Regions from separate parts of the Homo sapiens genome. Here region 1 is linked to region 2. A link is a loop called in an ENCODE intact Hi-C map of the cell type or tissue named here. Cell type or tissue: body of pancreas. All regions are shown on one strand.

What was found. Peaks named below come from ENCODE experiments on the same cell type or tissue, not always from the same donor. Only the 100,000 strongest peaks of a DNase experiment are listed, where the experiment ranks them.
Region 1: it touches region 2 in a loop (2.8-fold over the local background); 2 of 110 quality-filtered maps call a loop at or near these places.

Annotation. Positions count from the first base shown.
Region 1 is chrX:14,000,531-14,008,530 of GRCh38, forward strand. GEMIN8 (gem nuclear organelle associated protein 8) reads right to left here. Exons shown (of 5, transcript NM_001042479.2): 5 at 6,196-8,000. Among named protein-coding and RNA genes, the nearest start is that of GEMIN8, 25 kb to the right of the region's middle. In body of pancreas, no CTCF peak of the experiment used is centred here; no DNase peak of the experiment used is centred here.
Region 2 is chrX:13,760,597-13,768,596 of GRCh38, forward strand. It overlaps OFD1 (OFD1 centriole and centriolar satellite protein), which reads left to right. Exons shown (of 23, transcript NM_003611.3): 16 at 1-124; 17 at 489-615; 18 at 1,748-1,848; 19 at 3,149-3,259; 20 at 6,531-6,688; 21 at 7,458-7,628. Among named protein-coding and RNA genes, the nearest start is that of OFD1, 30 kb to the left of the region's middle. RefSeq lists an enhancer at 154-653. In body of pancreas, a CTCF peak has its summit at 4,368 (motif pointing right); DNase peaks (open chromatin) are centred at 3,165 and 4,345; H3K27ac peaks cover 1,848 bases.

The sequences.
Region 1 (8,000 bases), 240 kb after region 2:
ACCTTGCAGTGAGCCCAGATCGTGCCACTGCACTCCAGCCTGGGTGACAGAGCAAGACTCCATCTTGAAAAAAAAAAAATTTAAAAAAGATGGAGATGGAGGGGTGAGTCCCACATCTTGGAGGGGCTAGTATCTATAGCTATTATTTGGAATTATTCTGTAAGGAAGATTTGTCTCTTCTCTCCATATATTTATTTATTAGTCAATCATTTATCAGTATAGACTCAAGTATTTTTATGTTATACTTTGGGTTACAATCTAACACCATATTATTTATTTTGTTGCTCAGGCTGTCCAGTTTGGCCACTGGGAGCTCTTCTGGGAGTGGCTTCTGTGCCCCTTTGACATGCCGCCGTCCTTTTATTTTGTTTTGAGTATATTAGCTTTGATGTAAAACTTGGTTTTCTTCCCCATCTATCCACTGAAATTGCTTTAAGGTCCTTCAGATGACAATGGTTTCTAGATTGTCTACTTTTCTGTCTTCAGCTTATCAGACCTCTCCGTAACATTTAGTACTGTAAAGCTCTTTCCTTCAAATTCTATTTCATTTGAAAAATTTACTACGAAATTTTCAAACAAAAACAAAACTAGAGAGAATAGCATACTGCATCTCCACGTGTCCATCACTCGGCTTCAGTAATTCTCAACATTTTGCTGATCTGATTTCAACTGTTGCCTCTCCCATGCCCTGTCACTGGAGCACTTTAAAGAAAACCCCAGGTATCATATCAGCTCAACTTGAAATAGTTCAGTGTCTTTAACAGATAAAAACTAAACGAACAAAGAAACAAAAAACCCATAACCATAAAACAATTATTATACCTAACAAAGTTAATAAGTCTTTAATATCGTCTAACACTCGGTCCATACTCAAATTTCTTCAATGATCTAAAAGTGTTTTAATAATCAATTTGTCCAAGTTAGGACACATACAAGTTCCACACCATATCCCATAACACCTCCTCGCCCTCGCCATCACTCTTTCTCCAACATGCGCTTTTTTTCCCCTGAGACAGAGTCTCACTCTGTCGCCAGGCTAGAGTGCAGTGGCGCAATCTGGGCTCACTGCAACCTCCACCTCCTGGGTTCAAGTGATCCTCTCACCTCAGCCTCCCAAGTAGCTGGGACTACAGGTGTGCACCACCACACCCCGCTAATTTTTGTATTTTTTGTGGTTTCACCACGTTGGCCAGGATAGTCTCCATCTCTTGACCTTGTGATCTGCTCGCCTCGGCCTCCCAGAGTGTTGGGATTACAGGTGTGAGCCACCATGCCCGGCCCCAACATGTGCTTCTTAAAAGTCCATTTGTGGCCTGGCTTGGTGGCTCACGCCTGTAATCCCAGCACTTTGGGAGGCCGAGGTGGGCGGATCACCTGAGGTCAGGAGTTAGAGACCAGCCTGGCCAACATGGTGAAACCCCGTCTGTACTAAACATACAAAAAAGCCGGGCGTGGTGGTAGGCACCTCTAATCCCAGCTACTCTGGAGGTTGAGGTGGGAGAAACCTTTGAACCCAGGAGGCGAAGGTTGCAGTGAGTGAGCCAAGATCACACCACTGCACTCCAGCAAAAAAAAAAAAAAAAAAAAAAAAAAGTTTGTTAAAGAAACTGGGTCTTCCATCCTATGAAATTTCTCACATTCTGGATTTGGCTGATGACATCTTCAGTGTCTTTTAATATACTGGTCTTCTCCCTGAACTTCCTGTGACTGGTAATTAGACATAGAGTCTTGATTAGATTTCGGTTGCAAATATAGATGATAGATATACAGATAAGATGGGTAGAGATAGATAGATAGGTGATAGATAGATAGATAGATAGATAGATAGATAGATAGATAGATAAATAGAGTTCTTCAGGGCCCCACTGTCACAGGTCAATTCCTCTTAGTTTACATACTGTCCCTTTTTCCACATTCCTAAGGCCGAGGGCTGAAACATCTATATTTTTATTTTATTTAGTTATTTATTTATTTGAGATGGAGTTTCGCTCTTGTCGCCCAGGCTGGAGTGCAATGGTGCAATCTCGGCTCACTGCAACCTCCGCTCACTGCAAACTCCGCCTCTCTGGTACAAGCCATTCTCCTGCCTCAGCTTCGGGAGTAGCTGGGATTACAGGTGTGCACCACCATGCCCAGCTAATTTTTGTATTATTAGTACAGACAGTTTTACCATGTTGGCCAGGCTGGTCTCGAACTCCTGACCTCAGGTGATCCACTCACCTCGACCTCCCAAAGCGCTGGGATTACAGGCATGAGCCACCACGCCCGGCCAACATCTGTATTTTTAATGCAGGTCCTCTCTATTGAGTTCCAAACCCAAATAGCCAGTGAGTGGTAGGATGTCACTGGATGTTTTTTGAACTCCTCAAATTCACTGTGTCCCAAATGGAATTGATTGTCCCTCTCAAACCTGTTTCTCATTGTTCGCTTTACCTCAGTGACTACAACTTCCATCCAAGACACACACCTGAGCCATCCTAGGCTGGTTCATCACCTGGCCCAAGTCACCAAGCCATGGGATGTCTATTTCTTCGGTGTCTCTGGAATGTGTCCCCTCTTCTCACTGCCTTAGCCTCAGTTATAAAATTCAGTTAAAGAATGCAAATGCATTATCCAGAGTCACACGTTCTCAAGCCCAGCAGGGACTAGACCGTAACCTCATGCTCAGCTCCAGATTCAGCTCAGCTCCTGTGCTTTGAAGACATGTACCTTCCACTTCCTGTGAATGTGGTTGTTAGAACCAGATTTCAGCATGCTGGAGCAGCTAACGGCAGGGAAGTTAGGAGTCAGAATATCTGTGTTTGAAGCTCACATCCATCACTTGAAGTGAATGTGGTGATGTTGGTTAATTTCTCTGTGCTTCAGTCTCCTCATCTGCAAAATGACAATAATATTCCTTCAACACATTTCTGAAATTCCCAAAGGTCTGAAAACTGGAAGGGTTTTTCTTGTTTTAAAATTTGTTTGGCAGCACAACCTGACTTGACCTTAATGATTTGATGACAAAACCTGACCTGGATGGAACTGAGGATATTTATGGTCTGTATTTATCATACTTAGAATATTCTTCCATTTTATAGTCCAGCTATCTTGGTGGCAGGCTACCCTAGCCCACTGGGCCAAGTTCTAGAATATGCTGTTTTACTTTTCAAAAGTACAAAAATGCCTACATTCTGAAACATACATGATCTAAGGGTTTTGGAAAACAGGTTTTGTACCTGTAATAGCTACCTCATAGGTTTGTCATAGATAGATTGCTAAAGAAATTAGTATTTGTAAAGCAATTAGAAGAGGGTGAGGCTTATAGTAAGCTCTATTTAAGTGTTTGATAAAGTAAACATTTCCTGTAACATTTAACCCTAGAAATGAAGTGAAAGATAAACTACTTTGTTAGAATAGAGTTTGATAAACTTAGGGGCCTCCATCAAAGCTGGGTTATTACCATTGCTTTTCTGTTCTAAAGAAATTAAACATTAGACAGATAGAAAAACCCCCTTTGAGTGGTGTCTCAACCTCTCCCTACTCAGAACTAACCACTATTCTGAAGTTGGGGTGTATGTGTGTGAATCTTTTCCATGCATGTTTCTAGATTTTAGTACATATATGCGTGCATGGTGTGTATTTTTTAAAGTTATGGCTAAATGTTATCATGCTATACCTACACAACTTCCTTTTTCACCTCGACACTAGCATTTTCATACATGTAGTCTAGCTCATTTCTCTTAAGGGCTCCTGTAGTATGCCATCATTGAACACTCCACAGTTTACTTACCCACATCCTGTAGATGGGCACTTAATTTGTTTCCAATTGTTTGCTATTATTATGTGGCAGTGCCCACTCTCTTGTGCACCTCCTTGTGCCCACATGGAAGAGTGTCTCTTGGGCATATACCTGAGAGTAGGATTGCTGGGTCATATGTGCCTGTTTTAACTTTGCAAGAAAAATGCCACCGTGCCCTTCAATAGGGTGGACCAACCTATACTCCCATAGCAATGTGAGTTCTCATCTCTCTACGTCCTTGCCACACTTGGCATTTTTATTCTTTTTCTTTTGTGAGACAGCATCTCGCTCTGTTGCCCAGGCTGACACGGCCTCAGCTCACTGAAACCTCTGCCTCCTGGGTTCAAGTGATTCTCCTGCTTCAGCCTCCCAAGTAGCTGGGACTACAGGTGCATGGCACCATGTCTGGCTAATTTTTTTCCTGTATTTTTAGTAGAGACGGGGTTTCACCATATTGGCCAGGCTGGTCTCGAACTCCTGGCCTCAAGCAATCCAACCGCCTTGGCCTCCCAAAGTGCTGGGATTACAGATATGAGCCACCGTGACTGGCCAGCATTTTTATTCTTTTTAGACATTTGCCTATCTGAAGGGTATGGAATATCACTCTTATTGTAATTAGTGGTTCTCTGGTTACCAGTGAGGTTGAACACCTTTTCTGCAATAGGCTTGTAAGTGGTCTGCCTGCCCCCCATTGTGTGATATTGTGAGATAATAAAAAATATATATATTTGGTCTCTGACATAGACCCCCTGAAACTCTTGTAGATAGAGGCACTAGGAAAGTCTTTTGTTGTAATACTTGGTCTTTGACCCTGGTTCCTGACACAGAGCTCCTAAATGCTTTGGAATTTCCTGGGTGATGGGAGTCTTTTGTTCTAATGAGGTGACTCTTGGTGGGCTCTTGGACAGCTTCGGGATGGGGCCAGCTGCCAGGGGAACCAACCACATGATTAGAAGGTTGGAATTTTCAGGCCCACCCCCTAACCTCCAGGGAAGGGAGATGGGCTGATGGTTGAGTTGGTCACTAATGGCCAATGATTTAATCAATCATGACTATGTAATGAAGCCTTCATAAAAACCCCAGAAGAACTGGGTTTGGAGAGCCTCTGGATTGCTGAACATGTGGAGGTTCCTGAAGGGCTGCGTGCTCAGAGAGACAAAGAAACTCTGCACCCCTTTCCACATACCTTGCCCAATGCATCTCTTCACTGTTCATCTGTATCTTTTGTACTATCCTTTAGTAAGCAGGTAAACTCAAGAAGTGTGAGCCTGAGTTCTGTGAGCCTTCCTAGGAAATTAATTGAACCCAAAGAGGAGGTCGTGGGAACCCTAATTGATAGCTGTTCAGTCAGAAGTATACGTGACAACCTACTACTTGTGATTGGCATCTGAAGTCGGGGGCAATCCTGTGGTACTGGGCCTTTAACTTGTGGGATCTGATGCTACCTCCAGATAGATAGTGTCAGAAATGAATTATAGGACACCCAGTTGGTGGCCCCTGGAGAAATTGCTTGATGTGTAGGGAAAAGCCCCCTGACATCTGGTGTCAGAAGTGCTCTCTGTTGTATTGAGTGCGAGTAGAGAAAAAAGAAGTTTGTTTTTTCCATCAGATATTGGTGCCTCCAACACATGTTCCCCTCGGTGGCAAAGGTGGCCTTGTTAAAAGGCCATGTGATCCTATCAGTGAAGACATCCACAGATTCTTCTGTGACTGGCCAAAGAGCTAGGGACACTTTTTTTTTTTTTTTCACTCTGTCATCCAGGCTGGAGTGCAATGGCGCAATCTCGGCTCACTGCAACCTCTGCCTCCTGGGTTCAAGCAATTCTCCTGCCTCAGCCTCCCGAGTAGCTGGGACTATAGGTGTGCACCACCACACCTGGCTTATTTTTGTATTTTTAGTAAAGACAGGGCTTCACCATGTTGGCCAGGCTGGTCTCGAACTCCTGACTTCAGGCGATCCGCCCACCTTGGCCTCCTAAAGTGCTGGGATTACAGGTGTGAGCCACCGCTCCCGGCCTGAGCTAGAGACATCTAATAAGCTCTGCATGCCCATCTACTCTCACATACACAGGGACACAGGGAGAATAGCCATCAGACTGTCACCAACAGACAGAAGCAAAAGTAGGATTTAGAAGAAAAAAAGGGAGAAAAAAAATCCTGAGGGAAGAGACTATGGTTTAACTAACTGTGATGGAAGAAATTCAAATATTTGTTGGATAAACAAACAAACGAGTCACGTGTGCCTTGTATCACAAATTATCTGAGACAAGCAGGAGGAAGGATGGGCTGGCATGAGGTGTCCAGAAGCCAGCGCATCCATTCGGAGAGCTGACAGGGAAACATTTCTCCGTATTTAGAAATTTTATACTCAAGACTCCCACTGGCACTTCCCAGTGATTTTTAAAGACAGGTAATAAACGTGTCAACATTTATTGAGTATTTACCGTGTAGCCAGCACTGTTTTACAGGCACTACTCAATGTGGTCCGCACAATGACCCCACGAGAGAATTATTAACACTCATTTTAAGGATAAGGAAGGAACCAGAAGCACTGAGAGGTGAAGCCTTAGGTAACAAAGCCAGTAGGGGTGAGACCGGCATGGTGATTTCTTTAGGGGAGGGTATAAGAGTCCTTTGCGAAGAGAAACATTTCACTTTCAAATGCCTCAGCACCTGCTGCAATTCCAGGCTTTGGTTTGTACTTGTATCTCAGTCACAGTTATTTTATAGTTAGGCATATGAATTTAAAATGAAAGGGAGAAATACTAAAGATTTGAAATTTTAGTTATGTGTCACCTCAAGGGAAAGTTAATTATCATTTTTGTCGGCAACACCTACACACAAATTGTGACTCCAGTAATAAAATGAGAGCTTAGAAAAATAAGCACCCAGGGCTGATGAAAATAATGCATTTGTCTCAGGGCAGGGGCTGAATGTGAAGCCAACTGTTCTTAGAGAGAAACATGTCAATACTAAATCTTTTCACCAGCCTTTGATGGATGTGCTAATCTTCTCAGGTCAACATGGGCTCACCCTGGCAATGTACTGTAATAACTTATTTAAAAGGCAGCTGGCTTTTATAAATGACCTGCTCCATCAGCTTTTAGATTTCATTTTCAGAAATGTATTCCTTTATCAAATCAATATTTGCTGTATATAGTAAGAAATCAACTGTGCGTTTTCTGCAACAGAGGTGACTGCAGCAGTGACCAGGTTTGGGAATTATTGTTCTTTTTTTTTTTTCTTTTGAGATGGAGTCTCACTCTGTTGCCCAGGCTGGAGCTCGGCTCACTGCAAGCTCCGCCTCCTGGGTTCACGCCATTCTCCTGCCTCAGCCTCCCAAGTAGCTGGGACTACAGGTGCCCGCCACCACGCCCGGCTAATTTTTTGTATTTTTAGTAGAGATGGGGTTTCACCGTGTTAGCCAGGATGGTCTCGATCTCCTGATCTCGTGATCTGCCCACCTCAGCCTCCCAAAGTGCTGGGATTACAGGCATGAGCCACCGCGCCGGGCCGGAATTATTGTTCTTTGCTCTCAATTCTGTATGACATCTAAGCTCTGTAGACATAATGAGATAACAAGAATAAAAATGTCAGGCAGGTGATTTTCATTCCATGAGAGGTGCAGTTGGCAAACTACCATCTGTAGACCAAATCTGGCCTGCAGTCTGTTTTTGTTTTTGTTTTGAGACGGAGTCTTGCTCTTTCTCTAGGTTGGAGTGCAGTGGCGCGATCTCAGCTCACTGCAACCTCTGCCTCCTGGGTTCAAGCAATTCCCCTGCCTCAGTCTCCCACGTAGCTGGGATTACAGGCACACACCACCATGCCCGGCTCATTTTTTGTATTTTAGTAGCGACGGGTTTCATCATGTTGGCCAGGATGGTCTCCATCTCCTGACCTCGTGATCTGCCCACCTCGGCCTCCCAAAGTGCTGGGATTACAGGCATGAACCATTGCGCCCGGCCGCCTGTTTTTATAAATAAAGTTTTATTAGAACACAGCCACACCCATTTGTTTACTTACTGTCTACAGCTGCTTTCACACTACAAAGGGAGGGTTGAGTAGTCACAACACTGACCGTGTGGCTTGCAGTGCCAAAGATATTCACTCTCTGGCCCTTTATAGAACATGCATCCCTCTCCACTACAGGTAGTGGTATTTGTCTCACTACACACTTGGCTCATTTTTAGTGGGGGCTAATGGAGCTAGAGTCAGAGAG
Region 2 (8,000 bases):
GTCGTGGAAGCACTGACAGGCAGTGCAGCCTCGAGGCTCCGCGGGGGCACTTCCTCCAGACGCCTCTCTTCCACACCCCTTCCAAAAGCAAAAAGAAGCCTCGAAAGTGAAATGTATCTGGAAGGTAAGCCACCCGCACAAAGGGTTGCGGGGTGCTCTGGAGTTGGGTAGCCACCCTGCCCACGACACAGGGTTGCCGTGAGGGTCAGCGGGCCAGAGTGGCAAGGTCTAGTGTTTGGCACACAGAGCTGTTTAGAGAGTGATAGTTGCCTTGCCTTTGCTGCCTGTTGGTTTCCTGCATTTTATTATTGCCACTGCAATTTAATTTAGGTGCTTGAATCATTAGTTTTCTGGATCTTATGCATCATAATTGGCTATTTGTGAGGATAACAGTTTATTTTCAAACTAGTAGAGCTCTTTAGAAACCACGTTGGTATCTTCTCCGTGCAATTGGTAATATTCTTGCCTTGGTTCTTTCTGCACCTTAGGTCTGGGCAGATCACACATTGCTTCCCCCAGTCCTTGTCCTGACAGAATGCCCCTACCATCACCCACTGAGTCTAGGCACAGCCTCTCCATCCCTCCTGTCTCCAGCCCTCCGGAGCAGAAAGTGGGGTAAGTATAACGTTCTGATTGATTAGCTTCAGCTGAATAATGTTACTTGCTCTGTCAGCCTTCACTTGTTTTACTGGGATTTTTTTTTTTTGAGATAATTATTATAGATCATGTGGCAGTATAGAATTTGCAATCAGATTGCAAAATGATATGTCATCTTTGAGAATCATCTAAATTACCTGGAGGGAAAAAGATTGCTTTTAGCAAATAAGTGGATAATGCTTATTTGCTAAACTTGATATATGGACCATGCAATCTGGTATTAATAAGCATCTTCCTAGTTCTGTGAATAGATTTGGTTTATTAAGATAAAAAACAAATGTACAAAATCTGAAAGCAAACAAATGGAGGTTATTTATAAAGTTGGAACAATTTTACACATCATTAAAAAGTCATTTTTAAAATATTTTGGCATTGAAATATAAACAGATAAGGTTCTGACCTGCATATCATTGAAATAAATTCAAACGTGGTAGCAGGCTCTGGTGTATGATTGTTGAAACAGGAAGGAGTGGATGTTTTTAGAAACTAGTCCACTGGGTCAGCCAGGCTATGATTTGAGTCATGAGCAGACTCCTACCCATACCTGGGCCCCACAGCAGAGGGAACTGACTCCTTAGCTCCAGGCTCGATCTCGGGCATCTGCATGTTAATGTAGTTCTCTGCCACATGGGCCTGTCGTAGTCCTAAAGCTTTTTTTTTTTTTTTTTTTTTTTGTGATAAGCCAAAAGGAAGGATAAGACACACACATATGCTGAGTTAGGGCGCTTTGCTCACTCAAGGTTGTGGTGTTGCATCTTCATCTGGTTCATGCTGATAGTGTGCAGAATTTTTTTTCAGAAATGTTTTATGGTTATTTCCTAGGAATAGCATTCAGAGTACAACATTATTCTTTATTAACAACTGTAGTACCTACTTCACAGCATGAAATAGTTACAAGGAGTAACTGATTAAACAGGTATTAATTGCTGAGAACAATGCCTAGTGGTGGTGGTGAGGTGGAGCTATTTACAAGACAAAGAGAAAGGGAATTTTGTAGAGCCTTTTCTTGAGTCACAAAAGGCTTTTTGTCACCTTGTACTCTTTGGTTTTCCATTATTGAAACTTCACGAGTTTTATCCTTCCAATCTAGTCTTTATCGAAGACAAACTGAACTTCAAGACAAAAGTGAATTTTCAGATGTGGACAAGCTAGCTTTTAAGGATAATGAGGAGTTTGAATCATCTTTTGAATGTAAGTTCAAATATAAATACCAGTTTTTATATGTTGAAAATCTAGAAAGCTTAGTTTTGGTGAAACGTATCCATTGGTTTAAAAAGAAAAGCAGTTACAAATTGGGTCATTATTATTTTGTGATACAACCACAAGTACAGATGTATCACCTCATTTTTCTACCATGATGATTTTCATGTGTGTGTTTACTTTTTAAAAATTTCAGTATGACTAATAATTTCAGAGTTTGAGCTAAGCTTATAAATGAATTATTAACTTATCAGATTTTAAATAAGTGATTTTTATTTATTTTTTCCTTTGATGGAATACAAGAATGTTTATTTTTATTTTTTTGAGATGGAGTCTCTCTCTGTTGCCCAGGCTGGAGTACAGTGGTCCGATCTTGGCTCACTGCAATCTCCCTCCTCCTCCCAGGTCCAAGTGATTCATCTGCCTCAGCCTCCCGAGTAGCTGGGACCAACCACAGGTGCATGCCATCACACCCAGCTAGTTTTTTTGTATTTTTAGTAGAGATGGGGTTTCACCATATTGGCCAGGCTGGTCTTGAGCTCCTGACCTCAAGTGATCCGCCTGCATCGGCCTCCCAAAATGCTGGGATAACAGGCATGAGCCACTGCGCCCGGCCTAAGGATGTTATTTTTTAAATATACTGATTCAGTTGATTGCCTCAGATTTAGAAAACCTCATTTTTAGTAAAAGAATAGAGATAAAAGAATATTAAGAGTCCAGAAACTGGTGTCCTGGCTATGGCCCTGCCTTAGACTGTCTTACTTTGTAGCCACTTTGTAAGTGTAAAATAAGCATGTAGAGCCTATCATCTCTAAGGTTCTTTCCAGCTTGAGAAATCTTTATATTTGCATATAAGCTATTGGTTAGCCTTGTAAACTTCATCTTCAAATCTGAAAGTGTTAATATTTTGAACAGTTAAATGAGAGGGCTTGGTAAATTTTGTAAATATTTGTTAAAGTCTTTGTGTTAAATCATTGATATTTTAATAGAATTCAAATGATGATCAGCAAGCCAATTGAATTCTTCACTGTCACTGGGTTGATTTTCCTGTTGGGTAACGAATCTCATTTTGTAAACAAAGTTAATTCTTTCAACTACGAGAACACTCTGACAAGCAAATACGTTGCCAAGTGGTTATGTTGGGAACTTCATAGAATCCTGTTAGGAAAGGGCGCACCCAGTTACTTTGGCTTCAGTTCCCGTGCTCCAGTCAGTTGCCCCCACACTGCACTGCCCTTCTTTGTCTTGGTGTTATTATTAAGGACTCATGGGACAATTGTGCCTCATGCAGCTGCAGGGAACATGCCAAGGCAGTTGGAAATGGGCGGGCTTTCTCCTGCCGGGGATATGTCTCATGTGGACGCTGCTGCAGCTGCTGTGCCCCTCTCATATCAGCACCCAAGTAAGTTCTTTTTTTGAACTAACAGTCAGCAGGGTCGCATACTAAATACCAGTCCGTGTGCTCTGTGAATTATTTCATGTATCACTGAAGTCATCTTGTAGGTGTAAATTAGTCAAAATCTTGGGTTGGGGGTTATAGGTGTCATTATATTGTTAATGACATTTCTGAAGTAATTCCCATGTGAACATGTAAAGACAGTGCTGAGAAAGGACACGTTGGAAGGAAAGGCTTCTCATTTAGGCTTCCCAGGCCAGTTGCTTAAAAAGTGTTTTCATTTACTCTTCAGTGCCTGGCATAGTAGTTGGACTTTTCCCCAAGACTCTTCTGCAAAAACTGTTCCTTGGGAACCTTAAAGTTTGGGAAATCACAGTGAAAAATTGAAATAATAATTAACTCCCAGCATATATCTTTAATATGATTGTAACATTTAAATATTATTTATTTTTCTATCTACTTGTTTCCTTTGTGTCTTAAGAAATTAGGACAGAAAAACTTCGTATTTCAATCTTTGGAAAAGCTGTGACACCGAGTTAGCGTAGCACTGGAGGAAAACTGGCCATCAGACTTCTCTTCTCTGGCCCACTTCCTCTTTTTCCTCTTCTCCTCCAGATTACCCACTTCCCTCCCTGCGGGTGGAGGGAGACGGGAAGAGAGCCGTGGGAGCTTTGTGCTTTGTTCCAGGGCTCAGCCAACAGCCAGGTCCTTTTCTTCTTGGACCAAGTGTTTAATCCTCAAATCTGAAAGGAATTTTCTCAAGTAAAGCCACCTCTTAGTCCCTCCCAAACGTTGGAAAAACATCATACCCAAAACCCCTGTTAGCAGTTTCTTGGTTTTAGTCATGGTACCCAGGAACATATAAAATAACTGAAAGAGGCAAGAGATTTTGAGAGGGTTGATGTTGCTGATTCCAGAGTAAATCTGCTTTGGAAAGCATTCAGTGAGACATGATCTAGAGCCTTGTCTCTGCTGGGCACTTTGCTCAGCGCTGAGCATATAGCTCAAGCCCTCGCCTTCCTGGATTTCTAGCAGGGGAGGCAGATGGTCAGCAGGCCATCACCCAGGACCGCAGCAGGGAGGGGCTGCAGCAGCTGAGTAGGGGCCGTGGCCACAAGAGGGAGTGTCTACAGGCACTCATTTGGCACAGACCTGAGCGAGGGAATACAAATAATGTGATAGGATAAGGGAAATCAACTGAGTAACTAGGTGTTCTGCTGCTGAGATGGAACATAGATTATAATATTTGCTTTAAAAATTATTAAGCAGCATGGCGAGTGACATTTTAGTTATTGAGAAATTGTTATATTTGTCATTTCATCTCTTCATCTGGGCACAAAGGGAATTCAAAAAGGTTGAAATTTGGTGTCTCGGAGGTGCCCCGTGGACATGCTTCCTTCCTTTCCCCTTGTGTCCAAGAGATTTCTGTATACCACCCTGCAGCTACAAAATATACACCAGAGTAGAGAAGCAGCTCACTCTTCCTCTTTATTTTGTAATTGGTGCTTAAACAACATTCCTATTTTGAGATTACTATTCCATATAAGAAAGCAATCTTGTTTAGGAGTAACTATTTTTTCTTCTCTAGCAAGGAGGAAGTTGCATTTCTGCCTGTGGAAATGATCAGCTGTCTCCTCTGGTATTTTAATTTCATGAGAAGGATTCAGAAGAGATGGGGGAGAGAGAGAAGAAACTGTGTTGCTTCTCTCCTATTAGTAAAACTCAGTTCCTGCTGATCACTTTAGAACAAGGCACAGCAAAAAGGTTCAAAGTCCTCTGCTGAACCTATGAATTTTTCTACTTATTAGCATTGCTTGGGTTGAAAAAAAAAATGTAGGTTATGGGTCAGAGCCAGAAGAGAAAGGTCAGCATAATTGTCTCTGGGATTGGGGTCTAATTAAAACTTTTGAGATATAGGGACCTGTGCCAAGATGCAGAGGGAACAGACAAGTAATTAAAGTATGGACCTTGCCTGGAAGGAATAGAAGTGGAAGAAACAAGTACATGTAGTTTTTGACAGATCAGGTACAAGATATCCTGCAAGTGAGATGCTGGAGTGGTTAGTTGTCACTTCAGGAATAAGGAGGAGGTGGCATTTCAGTTGGGTCTTGAATAGCATTTCAGACTTTGTGAGAGCAAGGGAGTGCTACAGGCTGAGGAGACAGTGAAGGTGAATGTCAAGCAAGGAAGATAGAGCCACGGCCAGGCCCCAGTGAGTGGGTTGGTACAGATGAAATATTTCTCGTACAAAGTTGGTGGTGATGTAGGAAATCAATCTGGGAAGAAAAGGGCAGGTTGTCAGAGCCCAGACTACCATGGCGTAGGACTCTTATCAGAGCGGAGATGCTGCACAGCAGATCCACATCTTCCCCTCAGGAAATGCCTGGTGCAGATGACCACAGGTTGTTGGAAGGCAGAGACTGGCTTCAGGAAGAGCCTTGACTGGGCTGTTTCAGTAGTCCAGGGAGATGGTGAGAAGGGCCCCTGTTGCAGCCACAGGACAGGGAGTGTGAACCTGCAAACACTGGTGGCTGAGTGGATAGAGGGTAGAAAGAGCATGATCGAAGGACCGGGATGATCATGCCTGGGACGAAGCTAGTGCTGTGGGGTTTCCACATGCGGATGGCAAGGAACTATCAGAAATGTGGACGCGAGGCTAGGGAGAGAGACCAGGAGTAGAGGAAAAGATAGGGAAAGGATCCATATACAAGTGATGGCTAAAACCCCAGGAAGGGCTGCCGTCAGTTTGGAGGAAGTGGGGAATGAACAGTGAGATGGCTGGAATGGCGGGGGGAGGGCAGTGGTGTGATTTCTGTTCTGTTTTGTTGGGGTAGGACAGACTTGAGCATCTTTATGGGAGTAAGACTTCTAAAACTACTGTGTACAGAAATAGGGATTAATGGCTCAGTCTGGGTCCTAAAGATAGGGGAGGGATTATAATCAAAGGCAGAGGCAGAAATGCAGGGTTTGCCTTGGAAAGGAGGGAGGAGATCTGTGAAGAGGATGAGAACATGTGACATGGAAGGAGGACAGTTGGAGTTGGTTATGGTGAGGGTGACGTATTTGTCTCAGTCAAGTGAAGTAGGGTACAGTTCAAGGAGTGGGGTCGGGAGCTTGAAGTCGGTGAAAATGAAATAGTGACTTGAAGCAGGTCACAGAGTCAACTAAAAGCCAAGCAGAGTCTCCGTGGGTCTTGGCAAGGGCTCCTGCAGACTGGTCCTGCATTCATTTGAATAATCTGATACTGGAAGCTACTCTTTATTTTCTGTCCTATTAGGTGTAGATCAGAAACAAATTGAAGAACAAAAGGAAGAAGAAAAAATACGGGAACAGCAAGTGAAAGAACGAAGGCAGAGAGAAGAAAGAAGGCAGAGTAACCTACAAGAAGTTTTAGAAAGGGAACGAAGAGAACTAGAAAAACTGTATCAGGAAAGGGTAATAAGTATGACTTGATTCTCTGAACTGGTTGCTCCATTGTACACCTTTCGTAAGTACATTGAGCTCAGGGAGGGGAGTCAATTGGTGTACAAAGTCAGAGGTGCGGCAGATGCCTTAAAAGGCATCCCTGTCCTCTCCTTGTCTTAAAAGCAGTGGGAAAGGCTGCACAGAATGTGAAGCTTAGGAGTTTTGTAGTAAAGGATAGTTTTTGAAGGTAATTTTTGTACATTCTCATCTGATCCTTAAAACAAGCCTGTAAAAAAGGTAGACTGTGCTTTGCTGCAGAACTTTGCTTTGAAAACAGGGTTTAAAGAAGAGACTGTCAGTGCCAGCTAGCTGGGACTAGAACCCAAGGGAGGAGTGGCTGCCAGTTCACAGTTGCTTCCAGGGGCACACACTCCCTCCCTCCTTCCTCTATTTCTCTTCTTGCCTTCTGTGTCCCAATTCTAGTCCTAGCAGATGGATTACTCTGTCCACTTAACACACCTGCTAAGTCTTGCTTGAATTACTCTAACATATGAATGTTCCTTGGACTCTTGGTTAATTCAAGTCCAAAGCACAGGACACTTGCCAATTAATACCTTCCTTCATTGAGATGACATATTTGTCTTCCTTTGATGATAGCAATGACTTCAATTTTAAAAATTAGTCCTCTGGCATACAGGCTGTACTTGAAGGATCGGGATTAATATTAGTGCATTTTTAAAACACTTAAAAGTTTTACAAATGTATTTGTGTATTTTCTGTTTTGGTGCCTGTTTTATAGAAGATGATTGAAGAATCACTGAAGATTAAAATAAAAAAGGAATTAGAAATGGAAAATGAATTAGAAATGAGTAATCAAGAAATAAAAGACAAATCTGCTCACAGTGAAAATCCTTTAGAGAAATACATGAAAATCATCCAGCAGGAGCAAGACCAGGAGTCGGCAGATAAGGTGCCAGTGCCATGGGCAGGGCAATCTGTGGGTGGGGGACATCCAGGGCTTCCGTGGCTTAACTTCTTGGGACGGGAATCCGTCTTCTCCATTGAAGACAAAAAGGTGAAAAGTATAGAAAATCCAAAGTTCAAATGGAACCTTGAGTCTTTTAAATATACTATTCTTTTGACAAAAATTCATAGCTTTTTTGCTTAAGGTAAAAGATTTAAGAGATTTTAATTTGTAAAAGTTGGGGTGGCTCATTAAGAAAGAAAAGATCTATCAAATGCATTAATACTGACATTAATATTTTATGTAAGTCTGAAGTATTATGGGTGTTAAATGCATACCCTATAGTTTATTTTGATGTGCTTGCTAAATTTCATGTTT